Linked DNA regions of Mus musculus: region 2 is linked to region 1. A link is a loop called in an ENCODE intact Hi-C map of the cell type or tissue named here. Cell type or tissue: heart. All regions are shown on one strand.

Region 1 (8,000 bases):
GTTGGAATGGGTGTGTCACTGTGGGTGTGGGCATAAGATCCTCACCCTAGTTGCCTGGAAGTCAGTCTTCCACTAGCAGCCTTTGGATGAAGACATAGGACTCTCAGCTCTGCCTGTGCCATGCCTGTCTAGATGTTGCCATGCTCCCACCTTGATAATGGACTGAACCTCTGAACCTGTAAGCCAGCCCCAATTAAATGTTGTTTTTATAAGACTTGACTTGGTCATGGTGTCTGTTCACAGCAGTAAAACCCTAACTAAGACAACACCCTATCAATCTCATGATATAGTAGGTCTTCAAGGGCAAAAATGTCACAAAGCTAGTGATCGTATTGCTTTATCAAGGACCCCCCCCACCCCCAAATGCTGTATGTAGCCTAGGATGGTCTCAGTGACTGCCAATTCATTGCCTTCTTGCCTCGGCCTCCTGCGTGCTGGGTTTACAGGCACATCCCTTTGCTTGCCTTACAGCTCAGACACTCAGAAGGGAAACAGTTCTGTCCGTTTCCACCGAGCAGCTGAGGCAGAGTGTTCCCACCACTGCTGTAATCTCGATGCCATTGTCCTGACTCGCACCCAGTCACTTTTACTGATGTTGCTTTTGTGTAATCTGTGCAAATATTAACTGTGGTGAGAAAACGCTAATGAACTCGGGTTTTGATTACGGGAAGAGTTTGACTACAGATTCCCTGAAATGCAACCTTACTCACAGCACCTTACTGCGTTTCCCGAGTGACTGATGGTAGATTAAATAATAGATACTTCGGTATCTGACAGATATTTTCTCAAAAATGAGTGAAATGAGCTGTCACTTCGGGAAAGCTGCTAAATTGCTACTTTGGAGGGACCCTGTGGATGCTGCATTGAGAGTACACAGGCAAAGTGAAGGAGAACCATTTGTAAGTGTTCATGCAATTAACATGTCAATGCCAATGCTCGGCTCCACCCCACTCTCCTCAGAGAGGAAAAGTTGCACTGTGAATCACCGCTTCAGAAAACTTGATACAGAATCCAAAGTGTTGCTCAGGTGAACTCTCCTTGGAGGCTGCAGCAAGAAAGCCTGAGGGGTAATGACACTTACACTAGAGAAAAAGAGGGCAGGCCTGGAGCTACAGAGCCGAGTGACACATGTGCTAAACCGGTGGCTCGAAACCTGTCTGTGGGTTTCGAACCCTTGAGGGGGGGGGTCAAACAACCCTTTCACAGGGGTCACCTACAAACACAGATATTTACACTGTGATTTATAACAGAAGCAAAATTACAGTTACAAAGTATCAATGATTATAATTTTATGGTTGGGGTCACCACAACATGAGGAAGGGCATTAAAGGGTCACAGCATCAGGAAGGTTGCGAACCACTGCACTAAACTCAGGAGTGCATCCATTCAGAACTGCAAAATTTGAGGCGGGACTTAGTAATTTAGTGAAAGGCTGCTTAAGCCGGCTAGGGTTTGTCTTGTAAAATGGCAAAGTCAAAGATTTTATTCTGTTTTATTAGCTTATTTATTTCGTGAACAGTGTCTGGCAGATCCGAACATATCCGATAAAAGCTGAAGGGTCAGTGTGGAAAGACGGGACTTAGTCCAGGAAATCTGCTGTGGACTGTGTGCTTCACACAGTCTCCACTCTCACTAAGACAGGTAATGCAGGAGAGGCAGATCACCGAGAGCATCGTCCTGTCACAGCAGTCTCAGCTAACGCTGGGAAGCCCCTGTGTGCTCAGCACTTCATTGTCTAGCTTACATAATTTCTATTTAACACATGCACGAGAGTCAGAGAAATGTATTTGCCCAGAGTTATATATAGCTTACTAGCCAAGCCTGGATTATTTATTATATTGCATTTTTATTGTTATCTGAACTGTATCATTATTATCTGAACATGTATTACTATTATTAGTTAGTCCTGGATGATGATGATGATGATTCAATACACCAGTTAGAGCTTTGTCAACAGCACAAATTAATGTCATCTAGGAAGGAGGAGCCTTGAGGAGGAGGAGTGTGTCAATGCCTCCATCGGATTGGCCTGCAGGTAAGTCTAAGGGGGCATTTTCTTGTTTAATTATTGATATAGGAGGCCACACCCATTGTGGGCGGTGCCACCCCGAGGCAGGTGGCCTTGGAAGGGATAAGAAAGGTAGTTGAGGGCTGGAGAGATGGCTCAGTGGTTAAGAACACTGGTTGCTCTTCCAGAGGTCCTAGGTTTGATTTTTTTGTTTGTTTGTTTGTTTTTGTTTTTTGAGACAGGGTTTCTCTGTATAGCCTTGGCTGTCCTGGAACTCACTTCATAGACCAGGCTGGCCTCGAACTCAGAAATCCACCTGCCTCTGCCTGCCGAGTGCTGGGATTAAAGGCGTGCGCCACCACGCCCAGCTAGGTTTGATTTCTTATAACCTACGATAACTCCAGATGATCTGACGGGCTCTTCTGTCTGCTGTGGGCACCTTCATGCATGAAGGCAAAGCATACACACACATAATAAGCAAATAGCATTTGAATTCATCTTTAGAAAGAAAGATACAGAAAGGTAGCTGAGTGTAAGCCTACTCTCTCTGCTTGACTTATAACCTTCACGTTCCTGTCTTGAGTCCATGCCTGCCTAACCTCCATGGTAGGCGATAAACTGGATGGGGAATGTACCCTTCCCTCCTCATGTTGCTTTTGGTCATGGTGTTTATCACAGCATTAGAAAGCCAACCAGAACATTGCTAAGCCTGGATTCTCAATAGTAACTAAGTCTGGATTACAGCCAGTTATTCTAGCTGCAAAGTCCAAATCTCAACTATATAATCACCCCCAAGTAGATTTAATGTGGGAAAATACTATTGGGATAATTTAGTACTTTTTGTTGTGGTAGGTAGTAGTTCTTTGGTTTGGTTTGTTTGTTTCCAGATACAATCTCACGGTGTAGCCTTGGCTGGCTTGAAACCTGCTATGTAGACTACACTGGCTTAGAAACCACAGAGATCCACCTGCCTCTGCCAGGACTGAAGGTGTGCACTGCCACATCTGGCTCAATTCATCAGTTTTTATCTCAGACTTTAAAGATACACGTGTTTTGTGCTGCTTTGTTTTGGTTTTTGAGACAGGGTTTCTCTGCATAGCCTTGGTTGTCCTAGAACTCTCTCTGTAGACCAGGCTGGCTTCGAACACACAGAGTTCCATCTGCCTGTCTACCGAGCGCTGGGATTAAAGGTAGAAATATGAAAACCTTAGAGGCTTGTACCAAGGAGTATGAGACCACATGAAATATCTCATCTACATAAACCAAAGCTGTATGAATCTTTATCAGTTAGAGTGGCAACACTCATGGTGGAGGAAATAATTTTGTAATGACAATTCTCATTTAAGGATCAGAAAATGAAGTGCATCTCAGAAGCTAAAAAGCTGTCCTAATACGTTTAGTTGTTTCAGGCATTCTTAGAGTAATGTCTGTGTTGACCACTGGAGGGCAGTATAGGATAGGAGTTACTTTTTTAGAACCGCTCTGCACAAAGGACTCCTGCTGACTTCAGCAAGGAATCAAGTTTCTTTGCCTAAACTTGGAAACTGCTCTATACCACACAGCACACCGGGCCAGTTTCCATTAGATAAACCCACATCATCCTTTTCTGTTATAGACCACTGCGTATGTTGTTGTTTGACTGGTTTGGTTCTTCTAGACAGGGTTTCTCTGTGTAACAGAGTCCTGGCTGTCCTAGACTTGACTATGTAGACCAGGCTGGCCTCAAAGTCATAGAGATCTGCCTGCCTCTGCCTCCGGAGTGCTGGGATTAAAGGCGTGCCGCCAAGCTCAGCTTGGTGTTTTTTTTTTTTTTTTGAGAACGGGCCTTGCTACGTAATTTCTGCCCTAAGATTATAGGCCCGTCCATCATGCTAGGCTCAAGACATCTCAACTATGGCCCTGCTTTCTAAGACAGTCTTAGGTTGCCTGGTTTCTGGTCTTGAACTCCCAATCTTCCGGCCTTTGACTCCTGAGCTCTGAGGTTGCAGATCTGTACCGCCACACCTGGCTATCATTTCTTATTTCTTACTATGGATTAAAAGGCTCTTCAGTCTCTGGCGCCTGTTTTTATACAGCTAGAAAAGCAAGTTCTAAGTCCTAGAATGGTAGCCATCACATCTTCTAGGATTTGTCAAGTATCACTCTTCCAATGACTTACATAGTATGATCTCATTTAATCTCAGCAGACTTGGGCAAGTTATGACATTAGACCAGTAGGCAAACACATTTGCCTAAGAATTTCATGAATTCATCATTTTTAATAGGTGAGTAGTACTCCATTGTGTAAATGTACCACATTTTCTGTATCCATTCCTCCGTTGAGGGGCATCTGGGTTCTTTCCAGCCTCTGGCTATTATAAATAAGGCTGCTATGAACATAGTGGAGCATGTATCCTTGTTATATGTTGGAGCATCTTCTGGGTATATACCCAGCAGTGGTATAACTCGGTCCTCAGTCCTTTTTTTTTTTTTTTTTTTTGAGGAACTGCCAAACTGAGAGGAAATGTATCCTTAAGATTGTCCTGTAGGTAAATCTGTGATGAGGTGTGTGGGGCCCCGCCCATTGTGGGTGGTGCTGTCAGTTGGCTTGTGGACCTGGAGTCCATAAGAAAGCAGGCTGAAGTGCTGTTGCAGGGGCCCATGTTGATGTGAGTGGCCTGTGTGGCGCCCTGAGGCAGGGTTGTCCTTCACGAATGCCTGATAGCCACTTCTAGAAGGCCCAGCAGTGACACTTTGGTTCATTAAACAGGGTGTCCTCAAGAACTTGAGTGCTCTTATTTTCCAGAGCTTAGCCAGAGAAGCGTCTGCCTTCTTTCATGGAGGTCCACATAGTGGTAAGCACAGGTCCAAAGCCATCAAGATGGATATCCCACGACACCTATGCTCTTCTCGGGCTTCTGCTCCCACGGAGCCATCTGTACTGACATTTTCTTGAGGGTCATAGAGCTCGGCAATGAGGATCGACCCTCAGGGCTCAACACAGAGCAAACTGTGCTAACCAATGAGAGTTTGATTTCTTGGTCTACACCTGGCCCAACTGGCAGTGCTGTGAATAGATGCCAGCCTCTTGATACTGTCCCTTGGCCAGCTGTGGTACAGACCCAGGACTATCACACCCTTGGGGAAGAAGTGCAAGGACCCATGAAGGAGGCGCTGAGAGATCTGGTCCTTGTGCAATCCCCAGTCACGGGTCGGAAGCTCCTTGTGAGACTGCTCTGCAGCCTCTTGGCACACCTTTGACAAGGAAAATACAGTTCTCAATCATTAAAAACAAACAAATAAGCAAACAAAACAAAACAAAACAAAACAAAGAACAAGTCCCAGCCCTGCTCTGCATCTGGTTGCTAAAAGAACCCGCTGACTCTTCTTGTGCCCAGCAGAGGGCGAACGGGGGCTGTGCAGCATGGAAAAGTGGGGCCTCCCCTCCCTTCAGGGTATGCCACCATTGTCTGTGTCCTGCAGGATTCTACAAGGTGGAATGGGTAGGCAATGTCTATCATCTTTTCCAGGGGAGCCTTACCCTCTTGGAATGGAAATGACTGAGTCGGGAGCCCTGGGCTGCTTTTTGCAAGCCGGTAACTCATAACACATCGCTCCACGCCTACAAAAAGATTGTATATTAAAACACACCTAAATACACCATTTCAAAGGATCATCATGAGTGTGGAGTGGTCTAGTGTTCGTGTTTGACACTAAATGCTCCGCCATTGATAAACCCCTGTTGTCTTTTTTACTTTTTGACAAAATCTTTTGGAGCTAAGGCTGGTCTCAAAATGCAAAATGCCCTTGAGCTTCTGGTCCTCCTACAACCTACAAGTGCTGGGATTATAGGCACGTGCAACCATGCCTAGTTTTCTGCAGTGGTGGGGGATGGATGCCAGGATTTCACGCATGGGTAAGCACTTCCAACCGAGCTGCATTACCACCTCCAGTACCACCTTGTGACATAACATACACACAGGTTTCTTTCCAAGGGACAAGGCGTCCTGCCCTCACTGATTTGTGGCAAGTTCTCTCTCACACACTACACTGATGTCGGGCTCTTCAGGGGGACAGTGGTTCCATCTGGATAGCTGTGTCAGAGCAGTAGCAGAACACATAAGATTCTAGAGTCTAGAAATTTCCATGTTGGACTTGAATAAGTCCCCATCACCTCCTTAAGCTTCTGACTCCCTTGGACAAAGAAATTCCGGTTTGGTTTGGTTTGGTTTTCTTCTGCAAACTTCTCTTCAGGAACAGCCAGGACACACAGGAGTTCTGCATTCATTGTCTTCTGGAACTGGGTTGGCCAGTCTAGGGTGTCCTTCTGCCCTGGAGGGCACATGAGTTTCTTCCAGGCCTCTTGCTTTCTTCTGTGTTGAGGAGTGTGGAGCCATCAGCACCAGCCCCAACTCTAGCAGGGTCTCCCACCTCTCCCCATGACAGACCAGGAGTTTGGGAATTAGCACTACATGTTCCCACAAGGTGGGGGAGACTTTCTCACTTCTGAGTCCGGAGGCTTCTTCTGCATATTCTAAGAGCTCTATAGGTTCATCCTCACAGGGACCCAAGGAATTGAAAGAGGACAGAAAGGCATAGAGTCACTCTCCTTGGGAGGCCCCACGTCCGCCCCAGAGACCAGCAACCAACTCTGCAAACAGGGATTTGCCTAGCATCAATCCCAGCCTGGGACTCAATGCCTCTGGACCCCTCTGCACCGAGACTTGTGTGCTGGCAGCCAGGGCCTGTCTCCTAGAGTTCACAGCCTGTCCTTAGTCAATAAACACATTAAAACATGCAAGCACATATGTAAATATATGACTTCACATTCACAGAGTCCAGCCTGGCTGTGGATTAGGCACAAGGCAAAGATGGTTTCTCTTTGTCTTTGTTGTCACTGAGCTGGGTAGGTTTTTGTTTCTATGTTAAATAGTCTGAGCTGGAGGCCAGCAGCTATCTCTTGAGGAGCTGGGCATGTAGAATATTTCAGGCTTACCCCCAGGAAGCTGTGGTATCCCTCGCAAATGGAACCAGCGGTGGTAGGGGGGGTGAGGGGGTTGTCAGCTTGGTCAGGAGCTTCCACCATGAATATGTGCACACGTCCCACACCAGAGCTGGTGTGAACCCATTGTCAGCAAAGCCTGGAGTTATCAGCTCCCCCTAAACATCTGACTCTAGATCACTTTCCTAGGGCTGGCTTGGTCCTCCCGAGTCCCATGACTTACCTCCAGGAGTAGGGACTTGGGACACTGCCTTCTGTCCTCTGCTCGCATCCCTGAAGAATACGGCCTTATATGCTAAAGTGTGTTCAGTAATTTGGACTCATGTGGCATGGGGCACACTCCTCTGTGAACATGCCAGGAGCACCTAGATGAGGGAGGTGAGCCATGGGCCTTCCCAGTCACCAGAGAGGAGGTGCCCCAGGGTGATAGCTCTCCAATAGGAATTACATCTCAATGGCCAGGTGTGCAATGGAGATGGGCATGGAACTAGAAGCGTCAGGGCGGCATGCAGGAGAATTAGGCAGAGAATCCCTCCAAGCCTTCCAGGTGGAGTGATGGGTTAAATGAGGGAGATGTAGCCCTGTTTGCCTGTCTTCTATCTGCGGTTTGGAGGTATGGACAGGTCCTGGGAATCTCTCAGACATCTTAGAGCTCAACCTAGGAGGTCTGAGTCTCCTTCTGCTCAGACAGTCTCACTCCTGTGCACTCAATGAATATGGAGAAGGAGGTCTGAGTCTCCTTCTGCTCAGACAGTCTCACTCCTGTGCACTTAGTGAATATGGAGAAGCCAAGATGATGTCTACATAGAGCCTTCAACCATTTGTTTGGTACAGGAAGGTGCTCTGCATGTGACTAAAAGAACAATGTCATCACCAAGTCAGCCAGAAACTCTCCAGTCTACCACTACCATTATTTGGTGTTTTGCCTGCCAGATGTACTAGTGCAATGGTGTCACATCATTTGTAGGAGTAACCAATCAGTATCTGATTTGACCTAAGGCTCACCCTAGA
Region 2 (8,000 bases), 530 kb after region 1:
CTTACGTTCATTATTATTTTGGGAAGTATTCTCTGAATAACAGAAAATGTTTCAAAGATGGCCGGGAATGTAGCTAAGTGGCAAAATGTTTACCTCACACTGGTCCAATCACAGTATTATAAAAGAAACAAACAAAAGACAAAAATCCTTAAGTTTGCCGCTCAACCTGTCTGAGTACTCAGTTTCTGTTTGTGAAATGCAGATGATAACATCTGCTTCAGAGATACTGTGAAAATCACATGAGCGCATGCAAGTGTGGAAGACTCCTATCACAGGGTTGCCACAGAACTGCAAATAGTACTTCTTCCCCACTTGCTGCTTGAGGCTCATTATACGCTACTATTATAAGTATACTTATAAGTATACTGAAGTAATACTTCAGAAAAGCCACTTGATTAAGGTTTACTTGGTTTCGGGTGTAGCTCAGTGGTGAGCATGGGCGTGTACGGGCTCTAGGTTTGGTTCCTTACCTGGGTCTCTTTCCTTTCTCTGTCCTTTCCCTTTCTCTCCTCCTCTTCCTCCCCTCCCTTCCTTCTTTCCTTCCAGCCATAATACTTACTGAAACCACCACTGCCCATATTTTGTTCATCACAAGAAACAGTCATTGGTTTCTGGAAATTTCCTCACACTAGCACAGGATTCAATTTCTAATGGCCATGTGCATGCCACACACCACACATTAGGTCATTTATGCGGGCAGTACTTTCTGAACTGCCACAATAATTTATCAGTATTATATGTTCATGTTATATTTGCCTATTATTAGTCATTTACTTATAAATTTATGTTCCTTATCCAAAACACTCTCCTACACTATGAGAAGCACAATACTGAACATAAAGATTTTCAGTTTTACATTTCTGCTGCAGAGATGTATTCTATAAGTACTCAATAATTAACTGCTGAAAAATGTAAAAATGATCGAAATATACATTTATTTTTTAAACTGAGCCTATGTATTTTAAGCTTTAATTAAAAATAAGGAAACAGGGGTGCACTAAAAGTATTTAGCACATTCTCCAACTTTTGACTGCATTCCAATAAACCAAAGACCACAGTGCGCTTTCACCTGCTTTTCAACAGAGCTGTGAGACTCTCCGAGTTGAGCTGCTGCATTAAGGCCTCTCTCAGTGTCGGCAGCATGGACAGCACTGTCGCACAAACAGAAAACAAACATTCACAAAAGGCATGAGCACAGTCATGGGCTAGTCATACTGCTTTAAGCTATACAATAATAGTAGCTTACAATAATAACAGATTCAAACAATTCCAGATCAAAATATTCAAAACTTGTGTCTGTATTGGACATACTTTCTTTTCTTGGTATTATTCCCTAGATAACATAATAACTACCATTTACATTTTATTACACAGTAAAAGGACTCTAGAAATGATTCCAAGTATATGGACCGCTAACTACAAGTCATTGGATGCATAATATTTCACTTAATGTAACAGTTAAACATCCTCAGAGTTTGGAATCAATTCTTCATGACTAATAAGGGAAAAGTGCAAGTCACCTTACAAATAAACAAACAAAAAAATCCTATATTCAGCAAACAGAGTTCATGGAGAACTCGTTTCACAACTCCGGGCTATAACAATCTAATCTGAAGACTCTTTCTGATTCTTCTGTTCCCCCCTAGCCATCTGTATGAACAATGAGCAGATATCTTCAGTCATCTGTTCTCTGTAACATTTTAAAACTTCTATTTATTTCACATGTATATGTATGCGTGCATGCCTGAATGTGCATCGTATATGTGTAGGAGCCAGTGGAGGTCAGAAAAGGCGGCTGCATTCCCTGGAACTAGAGTTACACATGACTATGAGCTACCATGTGAATGCTGGGACCCAAACACAGGTCTTCTACAAAAGTAGTAAGGATTCTTAACTTCTGAGCCACCTTTCCACCCGCCATGCTAAACATTTCTAATCCAGACACAAATCACAAAAAGATCTGCAGGTTTGAATCTGTCCCTCAGTTTTCTCATCTGTAAATCGAAGCTAACACAGGGCCTGCCTATAGAACTGCACTGGGATTAAGGTATTTATAATGTTTACAGAAGTACTCATCAGCTCATGGAAATAGCCTGGCTACTGTGACCATGCTTTTTGATGTAAAATCTTCTTGGCACGGAAGACACAGGAACGTGCTTGCATTGACTACCGGATTGTATACTCTGATCCTTTACGCAATCACATTCATCACTACGGCCCTGTTACTGTACTTAATAGTAAGTACTTCCAGGAGTCACAATGGACTGTTTGTTCATTATACTTTGTGTTTGATTTGAATTTCCAATGTTTATTCAATATTACGCATCATTCTGAATCTGTAAAATTGACTCATCATACAAAACAAGTCATCTATAACACTCCAAAAAACAAAGAGTATTTTGTATTCTGAAACTTTATCAGTGGTGTCAGCTATGCACGTAAACAAACATCATGTCATGTGTAAATTTACTGAGCTTCTCCCCTCAGTCTTTAGTAAACTCACAGTCAAGAAAGACAAAGGACAAAGCCCTGAAGTGCTCCATTATCTTACAACACTTAGACTGATACTGACCTCGCCTGTAGGAAAACTGAAGCCCTCCATGCCTGTGCTCTACCCACCAAAGATTTCCAGGGTACAAGTTTAATCACATTATTTGTAGTTTGTCAAGCTTTTTAGAGAACCTGTATTTTACCTCCTAGTGATCATGCTATGCTATTTTTAACTGTCTGTAGTGGGATATCTGCTGAGGATTGTGATGGTCACGGCATGTGCCAGCTCCATCTTCTAAGAGCAGCAGGATGAACCAGCAGATTCATTACTATGTTCATACCGCTCTTAGCTCATAGTACTCAGGTAGGAACTCCTCCAGGGAACTGGACCTGCTAATTCACCAAGCTTTCTTAAACTGGGAAGAATCATTTCAGGCTTTTAATTTTTTAGGCACAGTCTCACTATAACTATATTGGAACATGGCTAAAAAGACTAGGCTAGCCTTGAACCCATAAAGAATTGTTTGTCTCTGCCTCCTAAGTACTGGGGCTAAAAGTATGCACCACTACGCCTGGCCCAGGTATTTCTTACCTCAACGTCTTTCTTTCACAAGAGTCAGAGACCTTCTTTCCTCTTCCTGCCCCCTCTCTATTAGTCTTCATAGGCATTTTCCCAAGACACTGCTTACACACCTTTCCATTTGATTCTGGGAGGCCCAATATGGCACAGGATTTTGTCAGACTGAGAGGTATTCTGCGATCCCAAAGTAACCTTTCACCATTTTATGAAAACTTGCACACTAATCTGAAACAGACTATTCCTACCCTCTAACCATTCACTGAGATGTATGTCCTCAGGAGCACCAGCATGTTCAACATGATTTGTAAGTCCACATGCTGAGGAGTGCCTATGTCCCAAGCATCTTATGTGCAGTATCTTGCTCTCTTCTCACAAACCACTTCTCTTTTTTAAGCAGGGACTGGCTATAAGGCCACCTGGCATCAAACTCGGAACAATCTTCCTGCCTAAGTATCCCAAGTGCTAGGATGTAGAGCAGACTCCTTTGTACATGCTAGGCAAGCACTCTTTGCCAGCTGAGCTACACTCCTGATCCTTCCCAGTACAGTTCTGAAGTAAATTTAGGAAGGCCATTTTACGGGAAGAGCTGAGGTTTAGGTTAGCTCAAGAACACAGATAATACAAATCAAACAGGAAACTGCTCTGGTGACCAGCCTCTCCCTAGAGCCTCTGTCAACCTGGTTGTGCACTTGAGCTGTCACTGTGGACAGCAGTTTTGAATAGGGTTTCACAGAACAGAGGCATCTGACTAGGTAGGATCACTTCAAATATAAAAGTCACATGTTGTTGTGAACTTCTCTTCTCTTTGTGAGCTTAGCTTTTCCATCTAGAAAATGAGGCAAGTGAGCTAGCAATAAAGTTCTCTCAAATCTAGAGAAAAATTCTACTTGTAAAGCTGAATCAGATACACGTAGCTCTGTAAATTCCTTCTAAAGTAAGTATCCTTGAAAAGAAGTGTTAGGGAGTTAGAAAAAAAAAAAGCTGTACATAGTAAAAAGAATAGACCTGACATAGATTTGAGAAACTAGTTTTCAGGCATTACACCAGTTAGAACCTAACTCCTTGCTCTCTTCAAACATGAGCAGGTTGATTGTATTGTGGCTTTTTCCCAGTAGGTTTCTGGCTCTGGTAGTTACATTATTACCATGAATTAATTAACACAATAGAGTTAAGACTCTTGGCTGTGATCTACAAGGCCTCTTTCCACAGTAGCACGTCCCTCTCTGGCTCCAGCGCCTGTGTGCTGTTTCTGTAATGTTTCTAGCATATTCTCATCTCAGGCATGTGCTCTCCCTACTGTACTGAGTGAGGCTTTTCTGCACACGCCATCTGGGCAGAGGTGTGAGCCCCAGACCACACTCCTTCCAGCTTTCCTCTCTGTACTGGATCCATAGCAGCCTAAGGTCACTTACTGGCTGTTTGCCATCTTTTCACCAGAAGAGCTGCCAGAGCTCAGGGGACCTTACTCTGTTTACTGCCTACTCCCTCAAGGAGTGGCAGGCACTGTGGATACATAAATCCATGAATGAATATATAAAATGAGTATTCATACTGTTTTTAAAATCCACAATGAAATTATGTATCTCTGTTAACAGGACTACTGAGATTTAGCATGCTTTCCTCAGCTTTTCCATAAACTGGAGCCTGAGACCGGGAATTAAAGCAAACCGACAAGCACTTTAACATACAAATTGTGTGTGTGTGTGTGCGCGCGCGCATGCTTACCTGTCATATTGCAAGTCCTCTGGTTGCTTTCAAAATGGTACTGTCGCCGAGCTTGGGCAATGTATTCTGCAGCTTCTCTTTCTTGTATTTCTCTAATTTTTTTCTGTCCATATTTTCCCAGGATATATACTCCTAAAATCATTAAAAAACAAAAAAGTAGTATATTAACTAGAGTACTAAAAATTCCAACCAATATTTAAGCAATAAATCCCAATAATTCCAATAAATTTTTGATTAAATTATGAGGTTTATATTAGGGTCAACCTCAGAATTACAGCTTCTCAAAAACTTTTATTAAAGAACTGAAAAAGGGAAGGAGATTGTAGTATTTATTTATTTATATTATATGTATAAATATATTTTAATATAGCCAGTAAGTAAAGAAGAGATTGGCAGACAAGCAGCAGAAAGGCACTGAATTTATAAAGTCTGGCAGCATCTTTAATAGTTAACTGAAGATATTCTAAACATTCAGCAACAGAGGATTATTTAAATAAATCATGATCTATTCACATAATGGTATCTTATGCAGCTATTAAAAACCACATTGCTAAATAGTTAATGACTCAAGGAAAGATCTACTTTATACTATTAGGTGATAAAATAACATCCAGGAAGTTTGTATTTTAATAGAATAGATACACAGAAAATTACATATTTAATTTCTAAAGTAAAATAAACTGTGATAATTGGGATTTTGTTTGCTTTTCTATATTTTCCATGTTTTCTTCAGTGACAAAGTTCATATAACTTTACAAATCTCTACAATAAAAGATTTAAAGGAATGAAAGAAAGGTATATAGTCAGGAAGACATGTATTTATCCACCCATGTTTTAGAAAAAAGTCTGAGAAAATAAGAAAATGTAATCTACTTTATCTAAAACTTACTAACTCAAATGACAAAGGGAGCAGGAAGACAGCATCATAAGACAACAGTATAAAATATGGCAGGGTTGTGTGGTCTTCAGCACAGACAAGGTAAGTGAGTGCAGTTTTGTCATATACTGGGGGAGTGACCATTGGTTTTCTTAAGTGGGAATATGATGAACATTCCAGTGTTAAAATGTGATCAGTATACACTGGCAGTCATAGCCTCTTCTTTATTTTGGACAATTCCACATATGCATACAACACACTGAGCTCACAGTCACCCCTGTCCCTATTACCCACTCTTATTTCTCTCCCACTCCTGCTGATGCACTATTTTTCTGAAGCAGTCCCCCACACAAGATGGCGTGTTTTAATAAGCCATTTCTGATTAGCATCAGATAGTTTACTAAACAGTACAATGACTAGCAGGAGTCAGTAAGTGTCTAAGACACTTGATTAGCTGAAACATTTTAGTACTATTTCTACAAACATGGATGTAGCTTTAGGAAGGCCGTTCTCCTTTTTCCGGCTTAACCTGGAACCCAGGAAAGTCTTCCAAATCCAGAGTTACAGCAATGATAGTGTCTGTCACCTTTGTTTTGGGTACATGATTTTGTCAGAGTGCCAAAGAATACCAGAATTCAACAAGCTGCATTACTGTTTTGTCTTTGCTAATAAGTGCCGATGTGTGCCAGAACTTGCTTTCATTATAAATTCTGGCGGCAAGGGCTCAGGGGGCTAACCATTTCTCACTTATCTCCACTGTCTGTGGCTTACAGTATCTCCCCAAAGGCCACAAGGATTATGTACATCTAGTTGGAGTTGGTCTGTTTCTCACAAGCAAAGAAAAGGTAGTCATCAGGAACTGCAAAGCAAACATATCCTAAACTATTTTTACTAAGACAGATGTTGTAGATGATCTAACAGATTATATATCTTTAGATAGTTCCACAAAATTCTGTGCTAAATAGGAATCGTATGGTTGTTGTTACTACACATGTAAATACATGCACTATAACTAACCTTCAAGAGCAAACAGAAACTCATAAAAGCTGTTCATCAGTTGTCTTTCTGTAGCATGACAGCAGCACAGCCACACCATCCAGCTGAGGCAGGAGAGTAGCCTGGGATGTACTATGAGAACCTATTCCCCCTCCCTCCTCACCAAGATCCCAAGAGAATGAAGAAACTAACTTTGATTAGGCAAAGTGACCCTCCAACAGGCAATTCTGGTTCAACTAGTTCCGAACGCATTGCTTGTATCTTATCTCCATACCATATCACAGAAGGTTACATACACTGCGATTATTATCTCTCGTTATATTGTAAAACGAATCATTGATGTGACACTCTTTACTTGGTAACTGCAGTATAGTCTAGCTAAAGCTAAAAAGGAAAATAATTTGTTAAGGGCTAAATTGTGTCCACTCCTGGCTTGTGCCATCAGCTGATATATTGAAGGCCTAGCACCTTAGAATATAAGGTCGATACAAAGTGAGATCAATGGGCCTCGACCCAACATGGCCAGAGTCCTGAGAAGAACACAAAATTTAGACAAAGATATGTGTAGAGAAAAGACAATTTGCGAGCTCCTAGAAGCTCTGTGGCTTTATAACAGTCGGTATTCAGTTACAGAAGACAGCGTGAAACAAGATGATCATCATGTGGCACAGCCTAGTACAGATCCCTTTTAAGTGACTGAAGAAACAAACTCTACAGACACCTTGATCAGGGCTATTAACTTCAAAAGTATAAGGTACATTTTAATTTTGTAAATTTCTCCTTTGGTAGGTTTTTACTGTGGAAGCACCAGAGAAGTCACACATGAGATCAGGCTTAAGTCCTAGACACACTGTTTTACCTTAGTTATCACTGATATTGCTAGTCAAGGTCTAGTTTACTTAGGATCCCGTATACAAAATTCACAAACTGACTCCTTCTAATGTTTCTCTAGGAAATACTAAAGAAAGAAAGAAAACGATCATTAGCTAGCACAGACTCGGGGCTGTATATGCTTCTCTGCCAGGCTGACTCTAGGACTAGAAAACAGGCATTAATGATGGCTCTTGGTCAGCAAGTGAGGTAACTTGGAGCAGGTCACTTACTCCCTCTGGATATACATCTTTTTCGTGTGTAAAATCAAATAGCTTTACCAAAAAAAAAAAAAAAAAAAAAAAAAGTGAAAATGTTTCGACATTTCCTTGCATGGCCAATTAAGCAAAATATCTTTGTATAAATCATTTGTTTTAAAACCATCTCTCAGGCTTGTCTTCCAGGATAAAGATTTCTATAGCACAACTATTTTCAATAACAATTTGAAATAATCCATCAACA

Evidence for each region. Hi-C counts contacts between places; a loop is a spot of excess contacts. Peaks named below come from ENCODE experiments on the same cell type or tissue, not always from the same donor. Only the 100,000 strongest peaks of a DNase experiment are listed, where the experiment ranks them.
Region 2: a loop joins it to region 1, with 3.0 times the contacts of the local background. A loop is called at or near these places in 5 of 42 quality-filtered maps.

Annotation. Positions count from the first base shown.
Region 1 is chr10:13,013,274-13,021,273 of GRCm38, forward strand. No RefSeq gene overlaps it. Among named protein-coding and RNA genes, the nearest start is that of Sf3b5, 8.8 kb to the left of the region's middle. In heart, CTCF peaks have their summits at 3,444 (motif pointing right) and 5,387 (motif pointing right); no DNase peak of the experiment used is centred here; H3K27ac peaks cover 2,029 bases.
Region 2 is chr10:13,541,555-13,549,554 of GRCm38, forward strand. Pex3 (peroxisomal biogenesis factor 3) reads right to left here. Exons shown (of 12, transcript NM_019961.3): 2 at 4,796-4,927; 3 at 1,070-1,151. Among named protein-coding and RNA genes, the nearest start is that of Adat2, 7.4 kb to the right of the region's middle. In heart, no CTCF peak of the experiment used is centred here; no DNase peak of the experiment used is centred here.